2 separate regions of the Homo sapiens genome follow, and region 2 is linked to region 1. A link is an interaction called in ENCODE POLR2A ChIA-PET data of the cell type or tissue named here. Cell type or tissue: GM12878. All regions are shown on one strand. Region 1 overlaps COPG2 (coat protein complex I subunit gamma 2). Region 2 overlaps KLHDC10 (kelch domain containing 10).

Region 1 (4,000 bases):
GGGAGGTGGAGATTGCGGTGAGCCGAGATCGTGCCACTGCACTCCAGCCTGGGTGACAGAGCGAGACTCAGTCTCAGAAAAAAAAAACATTTTATGTATATATATAAAAAATGTGGATAGAAGTTATACAGACTTATCTCTGGATAGTTGGGATTGTGGCTGATATTTATTTTCTTTTAAACTTTTTATAATTTGCAAATGTCCTAGAATAAGTATATATAATTTATAGTTCTAAGTGTGTAATGAACATTATTTTTAAAATAGTTGCCTTTTTAATTACTATAACTCATTGAAGTGAATCTGGTTTTGTATAACATAATAAATTGTAGAGGAGGGTGCTTGTGTTTAACCAGTAGTAGTATGGAATGTAGTTTCAATTAGGAAAGCTTTCAGCTGAAAATAACAGAAAAGCAGATGTAAACAGTGACATAAACAAGATGGGAGTTTATTTTTTCTCATATAATCGTAAGTCTAGAGGCTTGGAGTAGCTGGTGTTGGCTCAGTCATTCAGCAGTGTCAGGGTAGTGTCTCTTGAATTCTTTGGACATTCTCCATTGTTGCAAAATAGATGCCCAAATTACTGGCAATGTACCATATTCAAGGCTAGAGGGGTCCTGGGAAGGAAGCCAGGGAAGGCCACACCATCTGCCTCTTTCATCAGGAATCTAATATCTTTTCCCAAGGCAATTTTTAGATTTCACTTGGCACAACTGTGTTATATGACTATCCTTAGGAAGCCAGGAAAGTGAGTATTTAGTATTTTATAGCCCAAGTATTAGGGACAGAAAAGGGAGAAGGGGTTGAAAATGGATGTCGGATTAGTTAACTAATGGTGTCTACCACAAGTAAAAAAACAAACAAATGAACAAAAAAACCCAGAAAACCTTCAGTTAGATTGCTAGATTCACTAATATTTTGAAAATTTTAAAATAAATTAGTTGTTGACTGAGAGTTTTTTGTTTGTTTCTTTTAGCGCTGTCAATACTTGCCTCTGAGTTTTGCTAGGCTACCTTGAATTATGGTGTATTTCTATTAATAGTTCATTTTAAGTGATTAGTAGTTGTGGTAGGCAGGATAATAGTGACCCAAAGATGTCCACGTCCCAATTCCTAGGACCTGTGAATATGTACATTACATGGCAAAAGGGAATTAAGATTGCAAAACAGCAGATAGGGAGATTATTTTGGATCATTCAGGTGGGCCCTTTAAGGACTACACTTCTTAAAAATGGAAGTGGGATGCAGAAGAGGCGTCAGTAAGAGATGTGATGATGGAAACAAGGTCAGAGATGCAGTGTTGCTGGATTTGGAGATGGGGGAAGAGGGCCATGAGTCAAGGAATGTGGTAACCTCTAGAGACTGGAAAAAGCAAGGATTCACCCTTCTAGCCTCCGGAAAGGACTGTAGCCCTACCGATATCTTGATTTTAGCCCAGTGAGACAAGTGTTGGACTTCTAACTTTTATAACTGTAAGATAAAGAAATGAATGTTGTATTTTCCTCTAAGTTTGTGGTACTTTGTTACAGCAGCAATAGAAGACTAATGCAGATTTTGGTACCTGGAAGTGGGGTGCTGCCGTAACAAATACCTAAAAATGTGGAAGTAGCTTTGGAATTATGCAGTGAGCACATCTGGAAGAATTTTGAGGTGCAAGATAGAAAACGCCTAGATTGCCATGACAATAGAAATATGGATGTTAATGACTCTATTAGACTTAGAAAAAAGTGAGCAGCAGGATAGAGAAAACATTTATCATCTTAGAGAATACCTAAATCATTGTGAACAGATGGTGGAAATGCATTAAAGGTGCTGGCTCAGAGGAAAATGTTGGGAATTAGAGGAAAAGGGATCCCTGTTATAGTGGCAGAAAGCTCATCAGGCTTGTATACTGCAATTACATGGAAAGGAGGACTTACAAACAGTGAACTTGGATGTTTAACTGAAGAGATTTCCAAGCAAAGTGTTGAAGTTATGGCCTAGTTATGGCCTAGTTTCTTTTTGCCACTAATAGTAAAATTGAAAGTAGAGAAATAAGTCAAGAAGAGACCTGTTAAACAAAAAGGAACCAGGGCTTGATGATTTTGGAAATTCTTAGTCTACCCAAGTGGCTAAGGGTGCTAAAGTCAGGAGTTTCACGGTCAGGAAAACGTGCTCTAAAGAAAAAGCCAAAGGAGTCACTGCACAACCTTTTGCTGAAACCTCAGAAAGATGAAAAGGTCAGAGCATTCACTCACACAAAACACTGAAGAGATCAAGGGGTGTGACTCATAGATTCCCTTAGCATCTAAGTAGAAGCCAGAAATAGAGATGGGATTATCTAGGCAAGATCTGTGGAGGAGCCTCTTGTCTAATGGAGTGAGTCTCTGTACTTATACAGTAGACCCACAAGGTTTTTGAGAATTCTACGTCAGCAGCAACTCAGAGCTAGAGAGAGAGGATGAAGTGAAAGACTCAAAGAGGAGGCAAAATTCCTCTTCATCTGTGGACCTATGGAATTAGAAAAGAAATGAGAGGATGAAGTGAAAGAAGGCTATCAGAGCCCCAAATTCTATAGGCAGGAAACAAGCCGATGAAACTACTCAGCTTTAAATACACGCTGGTTACCCTTTATGAAAAAGGAAGGAAGACTCTGAGGGCAAAAGGGCAGTCCTGTAGGGTGGAACTGAGAACTTTACAGAATTCTGCCCGTGCAGAGACCTATTCCAGGTTGCCTAACTGGATTTCAGAATTGCTTGGGACCAATGATGTCTTCCCTTTCACTTTCTTTCATTTTGAATGGGAATATCTGTAACTATATCCTACGGCAGTCCCGTCCTTGTATTTTGGGAGCAGGGGATTTCTTTTCTAATTCCGTAGGTCCGAAGATGGAGAGGAATTTTGCCTCAGGATGGATTATACCAAGAGTCTCACCCACACCAAATTTAGATTTTGATAATAAGATTGAGATTTTTGAGTCCATGAGATTTAGATGAGATTTTGGACTTTGAATTGATGCTGCAGTGTGTTGAGACTTTGGGGGGATCTTGGAAGGGGGTGAATGAATGTATTTTGCTTGTGAAATGGACATAGCCCTAATGACACAGTGATTTTAGCCCAGTGAGACTTATGTTGGACTTCTAATCTACAGAACTGAAAATAATAAATTCATGTTGTTTTAAGCCACTAATTGTGGTAATTTGTTACAGCAGGAATAGAAAACTAATATTATAGATGACCTTTCTGTATGCATAGAAAATTTGTTGGCTTGGCAAGAAACCATGGAGATTAAAAAAATCTGAAGGCACATACTTCACAAAAGAATATATGCAAATGGCCAATAAGCACAATGTTCTTAACATTATTAGTCATCAGGGAAATGCAAATTAAAATCTTAGTGAGATAGGCTGGGCACGGTGGCTCACGCGTGTAATCCCAGCACTTTGGGAGGCCGAGGTGGGTGGATCATGAGGTCAGGAGATCGAGACCGTCCTGGCTAACACGGTGAAACCCTGTCTCTACTAAAAATACAAAAAATTAGCTGGGCGTGGTGGCAGGCATCTGTAGTCCCAGCTACTCAGGAGGCTGAGGCAGGAGAATTGCTTGAACCCGGGAGGCGGAGGTTGTGGTGAGCCGAGATCATGCCACTGCACTCCAGCCTGGGCGACCGAGTGAGACTTCGTCTCGAAAAAAAAAAAAAAAAATCTTAATGAGGTACAGCATACCCACTAGAATGGTTACAACAAAAAAGCTTGACAATACCAAAATAAAAAAGCCTATTCCAATATCGAACATTTGGAACAATTGAAACTCCCATACACTGTAGATAGGAATGTAGAATGATACAACCACCGTAGAAAAGTTTTGGCAGTTTCTTATAAAGTTAATTATATACCTGCCCTGTGACCAGTAATACCCCTTCTAGGTATTTACTCAAGGAAAATGAATACATATATGGCCACAAAAAAGACTGTACAAGAATGTCATAACAGCCTTATGAGGGTTCTTCAAAAAGTTTGTGGGAA
Region 2 (4,000 bases), 540 kb after region 1:
TTTCATTCACCTCTGCATTATTATAAAATGATTAAGATATTGTCATTTGTTTCGAATAATTTCATGTTTTGATTTTTTATATTCAGAATTCGAATACATCAGAATTTATATTTTTGTGTGTTGTATAAGGTAGGGCTCTAATTTTTCCTCCCAAAATAAACAGGCTACTGTCCCCAAACCACTTAAAGAAAGCCACCCCTCCTATACTTATTTGAAATGCCACCTTTACCATATACTAAATCGACATGTTCTAGAGTAGAATTAGGAAAATCCCAATATTCAGGTCTAATCCCCTTGGACACAAAATTTATTGCTCTTTAAGAATATATGAATGTAAATATATATAAACAATATGTAAATATATAAAAGAACATCACAGAAGCTTAAATACAAAAGCTTGTAAATAAAGTAGTACATAACATTTACTGCTTAGTAAGTCTATTACTTACAAGATGTAGCCACCTACAGATGTGCTAATGAACATTTGTGGTGAGGCCATTTTAAAAAAAAACTTATTATTAAAAGTATTCATTAGTTATAAATATCGAACAGCCTAAATGATTAATCAATTTAACTGGTTACTTCTTTCCAAATGTAAAGGCCACAATTACCTCTACCACAAAAGACAGGTCTTCTGTTGGACCTAGAAGCCTCAAGGAAAGCCAAGGAAGTTTGATCCAGTTAGCTCTCCCATATCCCCCAAAAGGCAGGTACAACTTTTTACTACTCCCAGAGCCCAAGTTGCTCAGACCAAAGCAATCCATTCACACCAGCCCACAATATTACTTGTTGGTTATATAAGCATCTCCTACCACAGGGCCTCCCAAAGTGCTGGGATTACAGGTGTTAGTCACCATGCCTGGCCCTCATTACCACATTGTTTTAATTATTATAGCTTTGAACTATCTTTCAATATTTAGAACAAATTCCCTTTTGTATTACTTTTTCCCAAAAACTTCTAGTTATTTTTCTCCATTTACTTTTGCAATGAATTTTAGAATGAGTTTGTTAAGTCTATAAAAAGTCCCATGGACAGACAGCATCTTATCCAGGTGATCAAAATTAACATCACCAGTAATGGGACAAATCAATCAACATCATGTGCAATGAGATGATCACAATATTATTTCAGTGGTAGTCCTGCCAAAAATATATAAGCTGAATGTAACTATGAGAAAATGGGGAGAAACCCAAACAAAGGGACGTTTTACAATATACCTAGCCTGCAACTGTTCAAAAATATCAATGTCAAAAAGACAAACGCTGAGAAACTGTTCAACACTGAAGGAGGCTAAAGATACATGACAACAGAATGTAACACACAATCTCAGATTTTCTACTGCTATTAAAGAACATTATTGGCCCAGCACGGTGGGTCATGCCTGTAATCCCAGCACTATGGGAGGCTGAGGCGGGCAGATTGCCTGAGGTCAGGAGTTTGAGACCAGCCTGACTAACATGGTGAAACCCTATCTCTACTAAAAATACAAAAATTAGCCACGCGTGGTGGTGGGCACCTGTGATCCCAGCTACTCGGGAGGCTGAGGCATGAGAATCGCTTGAAACTGAGAGGTGGAAGTTGCAATGAGCTGAGATTGCACCACTGCACTCCAGCCTGGGCAACAGAGTGAGACTCCGTCTCAAAACAAACAAACAAAAAGAACATTATTAGGATAGTGGCAAAATAATAATGGCAAAATCTGAAACAAGGTCTGTAACTTATATAGTAGTATTAATTGTACCCATTATTTATAGGGTTAATAATCAGTGTTGATGCCTAATTTTGATACAGGTTCTGCAGTTATGGAAGAGAATGTCTGTTTTTCAGGAGCAAACACTTTGGTACACAGACATAAAGAGATATGGCAAAATAGTGAAACCCTATCTGTACCGACCCTGCCAAAAAAAATTAGCCAGGCATGGTGGCACATTCCTGTAGTCCCAGCTACGTGGGTGGCTGAGGTGGGCTGGAGGATCGCTTGAGTGCAGTAAGCTATGATTGCACCCCTGCACTTCAGCCTGGGTGACAGAACAAAACTTCATCTCTAAAAAAAATTAAATTTTAAAAAATTAAAAAAAAAAAAAAGAGACCTGCTGGGCTCAGTGGCTCACATCTGTAATCCCAGCACTGTGGGAGGCCAAGGCGGGTGGATCACTTGAGATTAGGAGTTCGAGACCAGCCTGGTCAACACGGTGAAACCCTGACCCTACTAAAAAAATACAGGGTGTGGTGGCGCACACCTGCAGTCCCAGCTACTCAGGAGGCTGAGGCGGAAGAATCACTTAGACCCCGGAGGCGGAGGCTGCAGTGAGCTGAGATGGCGCTGTTGCACTCCAGCCTGGGCGACAGGGTGACAGCCTGTCTCAAAAAAAGAGAGAGAGAGCAAGACATCATGTCTGCAATTTTCAAATGGTTGAAACAGAAAAATATGTATGTGCGTATTGTGTATAAAGGGGGGAAGGGAGAGAGGAGAGGGAGCAGGATAAAGTAAAAGACAAAATAACATTTGGGGAATCTGGGTAAAGGATACAGGAGACATTTTTTTCCCTTTTCTTTCTTTTTTTTTTTTTTTGTTTGAGATGGGGTCTCGCTCTGTCGCCCAGGCTGGAGTGCAATGACTCAATCTTGGCTCATTGCAACCTCCACCTCCCGAGCTCAAGCGATCCTTCCACCTCAGCATCCTGATGAGTGCTGGGACCACAGGCGCGCACCACCACGCCCAGCTTTTTTTTTTTTTTTTTGGATATTTGGTAGAGACGGCGTTTCGTCTCGTTGCCCAGGCTGGTCTTGAGGCGGCTAACTCCTGAGTTTAAGCGATCCACCTGCCTCGGCCTCCCACAGTGCTGGGATTACAGGCGTGAGCCACCGTGCCCGGCCAGGATACAGGAGAATTTCTACCATTTTTGCAATTTTTGCAATTAAACCGGAAGTTCTATGGCAATTAAAATTCTATTTTTAAAAAGTCCCTTGAGGATTTTATCTGGGATAACCCATTAAGGAACATAATCCCTAGCCATTTATTCTTGTCTTTTTTGATGTCCATGAGTATAGTTTCTTTTTTCTTTTTTTTTGAGACAAGTCTCGCTCTGTCGCCCAGGCTGGTGTACAGTGGCGCGATTTCGGCTCACTGCAACTTCCGCCTCCGGGTTCAGGCGATTCTCCCACCTCAGCGTCTGGAGTAGCTGGGACTCCAGGCGCACACGACCTCAACCAGCTAGTTTTTTTTTGTTTTGTTTTTTGTTTTTTTTTTCCCGGGGAAGGGTTTTTTGTTTTGTTTTGTTTGGAGACGGAGTCTTGCTCTGTCCCCCAGGCTGGGGTGCAGTGGCGCGGTCTCACCTCACTGCAACCTCCGCCTCCCGGGTTCCAGCCATTCTCCACCCTCAGCCTCCAGAGTAGCTGGGACTACGGTACGGGCCACCGCGTCCGGCTCTTTTTTTTTTTTTTTTTTTTTTTTGAGACGGAGTCCCACTCTGTCGCCCAGGCTAGAGTGCAGTGACGCGATCTTGGCTCACTGCAACCTCTGCCTCCTGGGTTCGAGCAATTCTCCCGCCTCAGCCTCCCGAGTAGCTGGGATTACAGGCGTGCACCACGACGCCCGGCTAATTTTTGTATTTTTAGTAAAGACTGGGTTTCGTCATGTTGGCCAGGCTGGTCTTGAATTCTTGACCCCACGTGAACCGCCCACCTCGGCCTCCCAAAGCGCTGGGATTACAGGCGTGAACCATGGCACCTGGTCGCCCAGCTAGTTTTGTATTTCATCAAGTTTCATTGTTTTATTGTTTTTTTATTTCTAAGTACTTTATAAATTTCCATACAATTGTAACTAGATACCTCTTTTATTTTGTAATTGGTTGCTGTTAATATATAGGAAGGTGGTTTTTTGCAAGTTTAAATTTTGTCCAGCCAATTTTCTGAACTCTAGTATTAGTTATCATGAATTATCTTGAATTTTATAGGTAGACAATCAGATCATCTGTTATTAATGCCAACTTTAACTCT

Evidence for each region. Peaks named below come from ENCODE experiments on the same cell type or tissue, not always from the same donor. Only the 100,000 strongest peaks of a DNase experiment are listed, where the experiment ranks them.
Region 2: POLR2A ChIA-PET joins it to region 1 with 6 read pairs; 2 of 35 experiments call an interaction of 5 or more read pairs at or near these places.

What each region holds. Positions count from the first base shown.
Region 1 is chr7:130,647,410-130,651,409 of GRCh38, reverse strand. All of the region lies in intron 5 of COPG2 (coat protein complex I subunit gamma 2), which reads left to right. Among named protein-coding and RNA genes, the nearest start is that of COPG2, 19 kb to the left of the region's middle. In GM12878, no CTCF peak of the experiment used is centred here; a DNase peak (open chromatin) is centred at 2,149; H3K27ac peaks cover 963 bases.
Region 2 is chr7:130,107,299-130,111,298 of GRCh38, reverse strand. All of the region lies in intron 2 of KLHDC10 (kelch domain containing 10), which reads right to left. Among named protein-coding and RNA genes, the nearest start is that of LINC03008, 32 kb to the left of the region's middle. In GM12878, no CTCF peak of the experiment used is centred here; no DNase peak of the experiment used is centred here.